Regions from separate parts of the Homo sapiens genome. Here all the other regions are linked to region 3. A link is a contact called in ENCODE Hi-C or POLR2A ChIA-PET data. All regions are on one chromosome and are shown on one strand. Each heading gives the region's core, a stretch centred on a gene start or an enhancer-like site at or near the end of the contact. The rest is flanking DNA. Distances are from core to core; before and after follow the strand shown.

Evidence for each region. A loop is a pair of places that touch in the nucleus more often than their neighbours do. ChIA-PET counts read pairs that join two places held with the same protein, here RNA polymerase II (POLR2A). Pooled maps may share reads with other maps.
Region 1: a pooled map shows a loop between it and region 3 (4-fold over the local background). The contact joins the promoter of SETD4 here to the enhancer-like site in region 3. A Hi-C loop is called at or near these places in 4 of 50 pooled maps. POLR2A ChIA-PET finds 5 or more read pairs at or near these places in 6 of 52 experiments (CD4-positive, alpha-beta T cell, CD4-positive, alpha-beta memory T cell, GM12878 and 3 more).
Region 2: a loop to region 3 is called in a pooled map, with 2.0 times the contacts of the local background. The contact joins two enhancer-like sites. A Hi-C loop is called at or near these places in 1 of 168 maps with a recorded cell type or tissue (astrocyte of the cerebellum) and 5 of 50 pooled maps. POLR2A ChIA-PET finds 5 or more read pairs at or near these places in 7 of 52 experiments (B cell, BJ, GM12878 and 4 more).

The regions. Positions count from the first base shown.
Region 1 is chr21:36,059,086-36,062,985 of GRCh38, forward strand. SETD4 (SET domain containing 4) reads right to left here and starts at 1,441. Exons shown (of 12, transcript NM_017438.5): 1 at 1,262-1,441. SETD4-AS1 (SETD4 antisense RNA 1) reads left to right here and starts at 1,519. Exons shown (of 3, transcript NR_186380.1): 1 at 1,519-1,536. RefSeq lists enhancers at 1,214-1,363, 1,394-1,443.
Region 2 is chr21:36,252,166-36,256,413 of GRCh38, forward strand. DOP1B (DOP1 leucine zipper like protein B) reads left to right here. Exons shown (of 37, transcript NM_001320714.2): 23 at 1,607-1,744. Among named protein-coding and RNA genes, the nearest start is that of MORC3, 66 kb to the right of the region's middle. RefSeq lists enhancers at 1,886-1,985, 3,756-3,805. Within about 2 kb of position 2,951, at least 3 of the 41 ENCODE cell types and tissues checked have a DNase peak (open chromatin) inside an H3K27ac peak, as active enhancers do; they include B cell, where a contact is called at or near this core.
Region 3 is chr21:36,171,463-36,175,393 of GRCh38, forward strand. The region is part of intron 2 of DOP1B (DOP1 leucine zipper like protein B); the gene reads left to right. Among named protein-coding and RNA genes, the nearest start is that of DOP1B, 17 kb to the left of the region's middle. Within about 2 kb of position 2,554, at least 7 of the 41 ENCODE cell types and tissues checked have a DNase peak (open chromatin) inside an H3K27ac peak, as active enhancers do; they include B cell and CD4-positive, alpha-beta T cell, where a contact is called at or near this core.

The DNA of each region.
Region 1 (3,900 bases), core at 191-2,690, 110 kb before region 3:
TTTGTACATGAAACGTTTATACTGTGAGCTAAATCATGATCCCTACAGTAACAGAATTCCCATTATATCAGTCCCTCTAAAACAGTTTTATCTTGCAGACCTAGTGACTACAGCTTAATCTACTAAAAATACAAAAAATAGCTAGGCGTGGTGGCACACGCCTGTAATCCCAGCTACTTGGGAGGCTGAGGCAGGAGAATCGCTTGAACCTGGGAGGCGGAGGTTGCAGTGAGCCGAGATCGCGCTACTGCACTCCAGCCTGGGCGACAGAGCGAGGCTCCGTCTCAAAAAAATAAAAAAATAAATACATAAATAAAAATAAAATAATGGCTGGGTACAGTGGCTCACGCCTGTAAAACCAGCACTTTGGGAGCCCGAGGCGGGCTGAGGTCAGGAGTTCAAGACCAGCCTGGCCAACATGGTGAAACCCCGTCTCTACTAAAAATACAAAAATCAGCCGGGCGTGGTGGCAGGCACCTGTAATACCAGCTACTGGGGAGGCTGAGGCAGGAGAATCGCTTGATCTCAGGAGGCGGAAGCTGCAGCTAGACGAGATCACGCCACTGCACTCCAACCTGGGCGACAGAGCGAGACTCTGTCACAAAAAATAAATTAAAAAAATAAAAATAAAAAATAAATCTACTTCTAAAACATACGAGGGCAGAAATGAGCAAGAGACAAGAACTCCAGGCAATATTAATACCGCACTTCCGCAGTATAAGGTTCATTATTTGACCTAACGAAAGTCGGCATGTCCAGCTCCAGAGGCGAACGGCGGCTGGTTCGGTGCGGGTCCCAGCGCTCAGTCCACAGACCGCGCCGGGAAGTGTCCCCAAGACTCCCGGGCCCTCGCGCGAGCTGTCCACCATCACCCTGCTGAGGACCACGTGAAGCCCGGTGACCGCCACAGACACAGGCACCGTCCCCGCCCCCATAGTCCTCAAACTCTAGCCGTGAGGCCGTCCTACGGTCCGACACACACCGCTCCCGCAGCCATAGGCCAGCCAGGCGAGCATCGGACCTCGGGCCTCAGGCTCCTCAGCTTTACGCAGCGCGCCGGAGCAACATGCGCTAAGTGTAGGACTCCACAAGATGAGAGGTTACTGCAGCGCACACGATAATGCCTGCCCTGGAGGGGACCTGCGACCTAAACTCAGTTCTTTTTACGCTGATGAATGAAAGACTAAGGAACGCACCCCGCCGACTCTGCTCCCGTTACCCGGGCAACTGGAGGCCCGACCCGGAAGTCCTACTAGCTCACCTAGGCGCCGGCGGCCGCTTCCAAGATGGAGGCTGCAGTGGGCGGGCCCAAGGCACGTGGAAATACCAAACAGCCCCAGATGAAGGCAAGTTAAAGGAACCGGCCAAAACTGCAGAGGGAGAGGCTGAAGGCTGTCGCGCCTGCCTGGTGTCCTTAAGCAATCCAAGTCCTCAGTCTCCCGGGTCCGCCCCTTCCGCCGCGGGCGGCAGCTTCCGGCTCGCGCATGCGCAGTGTTCGCGGACTCGCCGCCAACGCCCAGTACAGTCGGGGACGAGGTCGGCACACCCACAGCCCCATAACCCCTACGTCGAGTCAGGGGTCAGAAAACCCAGTAACCCGCAGGCGAGCAAGCTGCGCACTGAAAAGCCGGCCTGCGGAGTCTTTCCTTACGAAGTTAAACCACCTAGGGCGCGCGGCCCTGTTCGCCCAGACCTCGGGCTTTCCTGCCAGGCTGGGTTTGCCGGGTCGAGTCACTTTGCTCGCCAATCCCCGCCCCCATTCCACCGTTTCATTCTGGCCCCAGGACCCGCCTCACAGGAAAATTCTAAATAATATATCTAAATACCCCTTCTTCCAATAGCGGGAGCTCGATTTCTGCCCCACCCACCCCCACTTTGATTATGGGCTATGCCTAGTAACTTGATTCCAAAGAGTACAGCCTGGAATGGTGTTGGGGACTACAGTGGAGAAACCTGGCAAACAGTACCTTACCGGGTGGTCAAGGATAACATCAGGAAGAAATCATGCTGATAGCATGTTCCTGTGGTGTCTCTCTCCAAAACCCTTCTATGGAAATCTTCTATGGGGGAAAAAAAATTAGTACTCCTAAACATGTTTTCTGTCATGAAAAACAAGTACAGTTGTCCCTTAGTGTCCGTGGGGGAATGGTTCCAGGACCCTGCGGATACCAGAATTAGAATGCTCAAGTCCCTTGTATACAATGGTGTAAACCTAAGTAACAAAAGAGGCTCCCTAAAAGAAAATGAGATTTATCTGGGAGTAGCATTGCAATGGGAATATGCATGCCATAGTAAACTGTGTGCGTTTTGGGGGAGGTTGAGGCAAGGAGATGTTTTTAAAAGGAAAATGAAGATTATATGAATTGCTTTAAATCAATTATCTTTGGCTAAAAGAATGAATAACAAAGGTAGCATCAGTCCAAAGTTGCTGGACAGATGTCCTTGCAGAAGGATTTTCTGTGTTTAAGATTGGGCCTTTCTGCAAGGTTAGGGTCTTTTGTGACAATTCTTGTTATGAGGCGTAGTGCATGAGAACCCTTCCTTCAAGGCCTTCCCCAGCTGCATTTATCAGGGTTTTGACACAAGTGACTCCATTTTGATTCTGCAACTTTCACAATGGTGTAATATTTGCATATAACCTATGCACATCCTCCCATATACTTTAAATCATCTCTAGATTACTTATAACATCTAATACAATGTAAATACTATGTAAATAGTGAAGGGGTGGCCTGCCGCTCCACACCTGTGGGTGTTTCTCATCGGGTGGGATGAGAGACTGAGAAAAAAAAGAGACACAGAGGCAAAGTATAGAGAAAGAAAAGTGGGCCCAGTGGACCGGCGCTCAGCATACGGAGCACAAATCCTATTTAAACTACAGATTCTAAACACAAATGATTTTATTCACCCCTGCCCCCCAACACTAAAAGATTTAAACACTAACATAGTTTCTAACAGCTGTAAACTAAACAAATCCTAAGCCCCTACTGACTGAATGGAACCCCTTTTGGCCAAGATGGCCCCAGAAAAAAACTTAGAAACTTAGTTCCCAGCCCTGATGGAATGTGAGGTCAGACATGCCTCATTATACCCTCTCTCTTTTACAGTTTAGATACAACTGGCCAGCATTGATGTTAAAATAGAGACCATGAGACTGATGGAACAGACTTTTTGTGGCAATAAGATACAAAAATTATAAACAAGACCTAAGGCCATTCCAGGAAAGAGTTAAGTCACTTCAAGAATAAATTCTGTTCTAATGGTTACAAGTTTTTTCTTTTTCTCTAGCAGCTAAACAAGCACTCACCTCCACCTAAGCAATATTAAAACAATTACCGCTTGTGCACCACCAGATGTTAACTAACCCCCTGTTCCACAATGACAGAGCATCACCATCTTGGACAACCCCCTCATTCTAAAGTGCACCTTAATAAAAAACCGCCTAGGCCAGGTGCGGTGGCTCACGCCTGTAATCCCAGCACTTTGGGAGGCCGAGGTGGGCAGATCACGAGGTCAGGAGATCGAGACCATCCTGGCTAATTCGGTGAAACCCCATCTCTACTAAAAATACAAAAAATTACCCGGGCATGGTGGTAAGCGCCTGTAGTCCCAGCTACTTGAGAGGCTGAGGCAGGAGAATGGCATGAACCCAGGAGGAGGAGCTTGCAGTGAGCTGAGGTAGCGCTACTGCACTCCATCCTGGGCGACAGAGCAAGACTCTGGCTAAAACAAAACAAAACAAAACAAAAACCGCCTAAATCCAAAGGGCATCAGCCTAATGGCTAAGGTCACCATGACCATAAATCACAAATAATATCTTCAACCAGAAACATTCTAAATTCCCCCCTGACCAGAGACATGGTAGCCCCAAGATAAACCCCGTTCCATCTGGGAAGTGGG
Region 2 (4,248 bases), core at 1,701-4,200, 81 kb after region 3:
GTCCCTATCTAAAAAAAAAAAACTTTACCTAAGAACATGCCACCCATTTGGCTTAAGAAATGGTCACTTATCCTAGCACTGTGGGCCTTTTTTTATTTGTAGTACCATCTTATTGCTTTTTTAATGTGTAGAAATCACACTTGTTAGCTGGGCATGGTGGTATGCGCCTATAGTCCTAGTTACTTGGGAGGCTGAGATGGAAGGATCACTTGAAGCCAGGAATATGAAGCTGCAGTGAGCTACGATTGTGCCACTGCACTCTAGCCTAGACAACAGAGTGACACTTCATGTAAAAAAAAAAAAAAAAAAGGAAATTACATTTGTCCATGATAATAAAGAAAATTGAAATCACCAATCATATTTCTATGCCCAAAGATAATTTCTTTTTTTTTTTTTCTATTGAGACAGAGCGATCTCAGCTCACTGCAACCTCTGCCTCCTGAGTTTAAGCAATTCTCCTGCCTCAGCCTCCTGAGCAGCTGGGATTACAGGTGCATGCCACCACACTCAGCTAATTTTTGTAATTTTAGTAAAGACGGTTTCACCATGTTGGCCAGGCTGGTCTCAAACTCCTGACCTCGTGATCCGCCTGCCTCGGCCTCCCAAGGTGCTGGGATTACAGGCGTGAGCCCAAAGATAATATCAGTTTGTATTTTGCCCGTTCTTTATCCACTTGACTGGTCCATGATGAAGTCCTGCAGGGGTCGGCTTACCTTTTTCAACCTCAATCCTCTTCCTTTGTTCCCTCCCACCCCTGCTCCATCCCCTGCTCGGGATCTGCTGCTGCACCTCCTTGACACTCCCCCAGTGCTCAGCCTTTGTGGCAGACATGGGCGCCTGTTCTCTGAGGAAGAGTCAGTGGTCAGTGTCCAAGGCCACCCTCCTGAGCGCCTGTCGGCTCCTTCCCTGGTGAGGAACCTGGTGCTAGTTGTTTTTCTTCCAAATGCCCATGACCAGGGTATGCAGACTTCTGTCATCAAAAATATGCCTCCCATACCAGGGCTTTCCTTCCAAGGCTAGCAAATGGGAGCCTGGTTTATCTGTTTTTACTTCCTGTCTTCGTATTTTTGATTCCATCTCTTGTTTCCTTCAAATTTAGTATATTTGTTTCTAAAATGCTTTCTACTAAATTCAAACATACCACTATTACAGCCCCATCATGGCCTGCACCTTTTATTCCTAATTTGTATCAAATTATGTTGTTCCCCTGGGTGGAGCCTTTACCTAGTTCAATAGGAAATGTTTGTTTAAGAGATTAAAACAGGCCGGGCGCGGTGGCGGCTCATGCCTGTAATCCCAGCACTTTGGAAGACCGAGGCGGGCAGATCACCTGAGGTCGGGAGTTTGAGACCAGCCTAGCCAACATGGCGAAACCTCATCTCTACTAAAAATACAAAACTTAGCTGGGCGTGGTGGTGGCCAAGATCGCACCACTGCACTCCAGCCTGGGTGACAGAGTGAGACCGTGTTTCAAAAAAAAAAAAAAAGAGATGAAAACAGATTGATTTCTCCAGGGACGACTACTGTAGAATACAATAAGGATGTGTCATCCTTATTTTTACTTTCTCTCTATAAGCTTTCAAGGAACTTTTTTTTTTCTTGGCAGATTATCCCAACGGCAAGTGCATCCCAGCTAACCCTTGTCGACTTGGTGTGTGCACTCAGCACCCTGCAGACTGACACGCTGCTGCACCTGGTGAAGGAGGTGGTGAAGAGGCCACCCCAAGTCAAAGGGGGTGATGAGGTGAGGAGCCTGGGGAAGCCTCTGGGCTTCTGCAGATTAGTGGGTGGCATTTGTCATAACTCTACTTCCTTATAAATCGTGTTTGGGAGGGAAGGATAGGTAACAAGAGCTAGTGGGAATGCTTGGGGTAGTGAAGTGGAGGTGCTGTTTGCTGTGCTTTGGGGGAGACCTATGAAGATCTGGTGCTTCTTTTTTAAGTTGGGAACTGCCTGAGGTCAGGGGCTCTCATTCCTTGTACCCTGCTGCTGAGGACACTGCCTGGTACATGGGTTAGCGCCTTCTGGGCACCAAGTGGAATAAAATCTTTAGAAAGAGGAAATGGCACCTGCCTCAAGGAGCTCGCAGCCATAAAGATGCCAAAGATAAACAAAACCAGACTCTAGTGAAAGATGGTAAAGACAGATGTGATTCAATAACCACTGCGGTAAGGGAAAGTGTTGGGTTCAGTTTAGATTTGTGTGGAGATGACTGGGAAAGGATGAGGGAGGAGGGAGGGGGAAGGAGCAGGAAGTTTAAGGAGAGTTGGAGAAGTAGAAAATTACAAAAGAGCAGGTGGGGAGGCTGCTCAGTCCATAGATGTGATTAGGCCATCTGGGTTTGCTAACTGGGGCTTATCCAAATGAGGCTCCTACCCTCCCACAGAGGCTGGGAGATCGAGACTCTGTCTTTCTTGATGATTCTGTTTCAAAGGGATGGCTCCCAGGTCCTTGAGAAACACATTCCTAGGTTGTGGGAGACACATACACATCTCAAAGGGACAGAGAAAGTATTTATCATTGTAAACTTAAAAGAAAATGCTCTAAGAAAGGGAGGTCAGGGGTCTCGCAGGAACAAACAGTAAATTATTTGGCAACCTTGAGCTTTCTCGGACAAGTGTTTGAAGAGGACTGGTGTCCCCATCCTAGGGATCCATGCTAGTGTTGTTTGGGGCTGTGGGGGTGGACAGAATCATTTGTCAAGCAGAGGGCTCAGAGGAGCCTAGCTAGAATCAGCTCAAGGAGAGAGTCTTTGTCAAGGGCAAATTAAAATTTGTGTAACTTTTTTTTTTTTTTTTTTTTGAGACACAGTTTCACTCTGTCACCCAGGCTGGAGTGCAGTGGTGCGATCTCAGCTCATTGCAACCTCCACCTCCTGGGCTCAAGTGATTCTTGTGCCTCAGCCTCCTGGGTAGCTGGGAGTACAGGTGCATGCTATCACTCCTGGCTAACTTTTGGTTTTGTTTTGTTTTGTTTAGTTTTTTCGAGATGAAGTCTCACTTTGTCGCCCAGGCTGGAGTACAGTGGTGCAATCTCAGCCCACTGCAACCCCGCCCCTGGGGTTCAAGTGATTCTTGTGTCTCAGCTTCCTGAGTAGCTGGGATTACAGGTGCGCACCACCAAGCCCGGCTAATTTTTGTATTTTTTTTTTTCTTTTAGTAGAGACGGGATTTTGCTATGTTGGCCAGACTGGTCTTGAACTCCACTTGCCTTGGCCTCCCGAAGTCCTGGGATTACAGGCGTGAGCCACCGTGCCCGGCCAAAATTTGCATAATTTTTTTTAAAACTTTTTTTTTTTTAAGACAGGATCTCACTGTCACCCAGGCTGCAGTGCAGTGGCACAATCACAGCTCACCATAGCCTCGACCTCCCCAGGCTCAAATGATCTTCCCAAATAGCTGAGACCACACATGCACACCACCACACCTGGCTAATTTTTATATTTTTTGTAGTGACGGGGTTTGCCACATTGCCCAGGCTGGTCTGGAACTCCTAGGCTCAAGCAATCCTCCTGCCTCGGCCTCCCAAAGTGCTGGGATTACGGGCGAGAGCCACCATGCCTGGCTGCATAATTTTTTATAAAGGTAGAAAATAAATGTCAGAGAACATAACTAATGATAGACACTCTGAGAAAGAGGAGATTTCATCTGGCTGCTGTGAAACAGAAACCTTCAGGGTGATGTCATTGAACCGAGAAGTTCCTTGTAATTTTTCTGCTCAATTTCATTACAGCAGCCTGGAGGGCCCATGTTGTCTAGAGAGCTTCTTCAATTATACACGGTGGATTTAAAACAGGGCAAGCTGTGTGGTTTAATATTTGCATTCCCTTAGAGTCTTCTATTTCTGTTTTTACCAAAGCAGTCTTCATCATTGAAAGCAGCAGAGCTGTTTTGCTCTTAATTAACTAATTTAATAAAAACCAGGGATTTATTTCAATCTTGAAATAATTGCCTTCTGTCGAACAGTTTAAAATCATACAGTTAGCAAAAATTTAAGAATAATCTAAATGAAAATTAGGGGGGCCGGGCATGGTGGCTCATGCCTGTAGTCCTAGCACTTTAGTCCAGGAGTTCGAGACCAGCCTGGGCAATGTAGGGAGACATCATCTCTACAGTAAATTTAAAAATTAGCTGGGTGTGGTAGTGCACACCTGTAGTCCCAGCCACTTGGGAGGCTGAGACAGGAGGATCAGTTGAGCACAGGAGTTCGAGGTTGCAGTGAGCTATGATTGAGCCACTGCACTCCAGC
Region 3 (3,931 bases), core at 1,304-3,803:
TAATCGAGCTAGAGGAGGTCATTAGGGGGTGGCCCTAATCCAGTGTGACTGGTGTCCTGATGAAAAAGGGGAAATGTAGACACAGACATGCATGAGGGAAGGCACCATGTGAGGATGAAGGCAGAGACCAGAAAGATGCATCTACAAGCCAAGAAGTGCCAAAGAATGACAGCAAACTCCTAGCAGCGGGGGGAGAGGCACGGGACAGATTGTCTATGCAGCCTTCAGAAGAAAGCCGCTCTCTTGACACCTTGATTTCAGACTTAACATGAGAGAATACATTTCTGTTGTTGAAGCCACCTGGTGTGTGGCACTTCGTTATAGCAGCCCTAGAATGCTATGACAGTGGTAGGACAAGATCTGTTAACACCTCAGTGCTGGGGATAAGGCATTGAACACTAAGCCCCTGCTCTCATGGAAAGAAATGACGCTTTCTTGGCGAGAGACAGACGACAGATGACTGTGTGATGTCAGATGCTGAATGCTAAGAAGAAAAATAAACTGGGGAAGTGGGGTATGGAGGAAGGAGGAGGGAGTGCTATTTTAGACAGAGAGGACACTGACAGCGTGACCTTAAAGCAGAGGTTGGGGTGAAGTGAGCAAGCTGGTGGGAAGGGCAATCTGGGGCATGGGCCTGTGTCCAAGGCATGGGAAGGGGACAGGAGTAGCCAGAGGACAGAGTGACCAGAGATACAGCAGGGTCAGGCCACTGATAGGATTTTGCTCTGGCGGGGAGGGGAAGCCACTGAGCTTCCTCCCAGGGAGGCTGTGAGCAAGGGAACCTCTGCCTCACCCATTCCAAGAATTCCCCGGGCCGTCAGCAAGCACAAGAGCCAGTGTGGATGCCCGCACCATTAGGCCTGAGATCAGTTCCTGCCGTTACTGGATGTGGAGGGTTTGGATGGTGCTGGAGGGAGCACATCTTGATCAGCATCAGGAATACTTGGTTCTGTGAAACTTGCAACTTCTGCATTCAAGGGTCCCTGATAGGAGTTGGTATGAATAAAGAATTTTCTTCACTGGGTGCAGTGATGCATGCCTGTAATCCTAGCACTTTGGGAGGCTGAAGGCAGAAGGATCACTTGAGCCCAGGAGTTTCAGACCAGCTTGGGCAACATGGCAAAACCTTGTCTCTCCAAAACTACAAAAATTATCTGGCCATGGTGGTGCACACCTGTAGTCCAGCTACTCAGAAGCCTGAGGTGGGAGGATCCCTGGAGCCTCAGCCTGGAGCTCTTGCACCACTGCACTCCATCCTGGGTGACAGAGTGAGACCCTGGCTCAAAAAAAAAAAGGAATTTTTTTAAGGCTTTGGTGATCGTCACATTTCTTGGACTTATGCACAGAAATTCAGTGAGTAAGAGTTGAGAGTTGGGCGGGGCGCAGTAGCTCACCCCTGTAATCCCAGCACTTTGGGAGGCTGAGGCAGGTGGATAACCTGAGGTCAGGAGTTTGAGTCCAGCCTGGCCAACATGGTGAAACCCTGTCTCTATTAAAAATAAAAAAAATTAGCCAGGCATCGTGGCGAATGCCTGTAGTCCCAGCTACTTGGGAGGCTGAGGCAGGAGAATCGCTTGAACCTGGGAGGCAGAGGTTGCAGTGAGCCAAGATTGCACCACTGCACTCCAGCCTTGGGGACAGAGGAAGACTCTGTCTCAAAAAAGAGTTGAGAGTTGAATTAGCAAAATTCTTTATAATACAGATTTAAACAATGATATAGGACACAAAAGCTTAGGGTCAACATTCTTTTTTTTAAGGTAGGTAACTAAATGTTATAATGCATAAAACTTAGATTTGGAGGAGAAGACTCATCCAGTCAACCCTTTTTTCAACTAAGAAAACTGGTTCCCAGAAGGTCTTGGTATGTCCAGCTGTAGACAGATTCTAATGGTATCATTTTCAAACTTGCTCAATGTTTCAGCATCATTTTTAGAATTTTTCTGTGTTAGAGAATAGTTTATCTTTTTTTTTTTTTTTGAGATGGAGTCTTGCTCTGTCGCCCAGGCTGGAGTGCAGCGGCCCCGTCTTGGCTCACTGCAAGCTTCGCCTCCTGGGTTCAAGCAATCCTCCTGCCTCAGCCTCCCGAGTAGCTGGGACTACAGGCGCCCACCACCACACCCGGCTAATTTTTTTTGTATTTTTAGTAGAGACGGGGTTTCACCGTGTTAGCCAGGATAGTCTCGATCTCCTGACCTCATGATTCATCCGCCTCGGCCTCCCAAAGTGCTGGGATTACAGGCGTGAGCCGCCGCGCCCGGCCCAAGAAAAACATTTTCATCAAGTGCCCTTTTGAGCCCTGAACCCAGGTGCTCTACCAAGCCTGATTTACAGCTTTGATTTTGGAAGTGAAGGCTAATAGAAATAAATTAACTCTGGATTTAAAAATCTTATCATTAAAGCTCTTTAAAAAAAAAAAAAAGTTATAATGGTCCTAAATGAACCAGTTTTTTTTGTTTTTTGTTTTTTCGCTGCTTTTATCTGATGACACACTACGGTTTCACAGAGCAGCCATGAACAGGAAGGGCAGCATGAGGTCTGTGGTGTCACACAGTTCAGCTTCCGGAGTCTTCATCAGTTAGCTACAAGCACCTCCTGTTTAAAGCAGAGCCTCCTGATGGTGTGTTTCAGAATTAGTGCTGCAGTGTGGTGGGAAGAACACGGGTTGGAGCTTGGAGACCTAGTGAACTACTCCAGCCCTTTACAGATCGGCTGCAAGAACTCTTTACCTAAAAACTTGGTGAGAGGCCAGGCGTGGTGGCTCACGTGTGTAGTCCCAGCACTTTGGGAGGCCAAGGTGGGTGGATTACTTGAGGTCAGGAGTTTGAGACCAGCCTTGCTGACATGGCGAAACCCCGTCTCTACTAAAAATGCAAAAATTAGCCGGGCGTGATGGCAGGCACCTGTAATCCCAGCTACTTGGGAGACTGAGGCAAGAGAATTTCTGGAACCTGGGTGGCGGAGGTTGCAGTGAGCCGAGATTGCACCACTGCACTCCAGCACTCCAGCCTGGGTAACCAAAAACCAAAATAATAAATAAATTAATAAAAACTTGGGTGAGTCCAACAGAATCCTTCTTCTTTTTTTGAGGCTGGAGTGCAATGGCATGATCTCAGTTTACTGCAACCTCTGCCTCCTGGGCTCAGGCCATCCTCCTGCCTCAGCCTCCCAAGTAGCTGAGACTACAGGCATGTGTGCGCTACCATGCCTGGCTAATTTTTGTATTTTCTTTTCATAGAGACAGGGTTTCACTATGTTGCCCAGGCAGGTCTCAAATTCCTGAGCTCGAGTGATCCTCACAAAGTGCTGGAATTATAGGCGTGAGCCACCGTGCCTGGCCGGGATCCTGATTTTTTACCCCTGCCTGAATCAACTCCTCTTCCCTGTTGACTAGTATTAGTTCACATAAATCCTCTTCAGCCTGGAGTCTGTGTTAGTCTGCTAGGGCTGCCATAACAAAATACCACTGGCAGAGTGGATTAAACAACAGATTGTTTTGTTTCACAGTTCTGGAAGCCAGAAGTCCAATATCAACGTGTCGGCAGGGTTGGTTCTTCTGAGGCCTCGCTGCCTGGCTTGGAGATGGTGTCTTCTCCCTGGGTCCTCACAGGATCATCCCTCTGGGTGTATCTGTATCCAGATTTCTTCTTCTTCTTCTTTTTTTTTTTTGAGATGGAGTCTCACTTTGTTGCCCAGGCTGGAGTGCAGTAGCACGATCTTGGCTCACTGCAACCTTCACCTCCCAGATTCAAGCGATTCTTCTGCCTCAGCCTCCAAAGTAGCTGGGATTACAGGTGCCTGCCACCACAGCCAGCTAATTTTTGTATTTTTAGTAGAGATGTGGTTTCACCATGTTGGCCAGGCTGGTCTCGAACTCCTGACCTTAAGTGATCCGCCCGCCTCGGCCTCCCAAAGTGCTGGGATTACAGGCGTG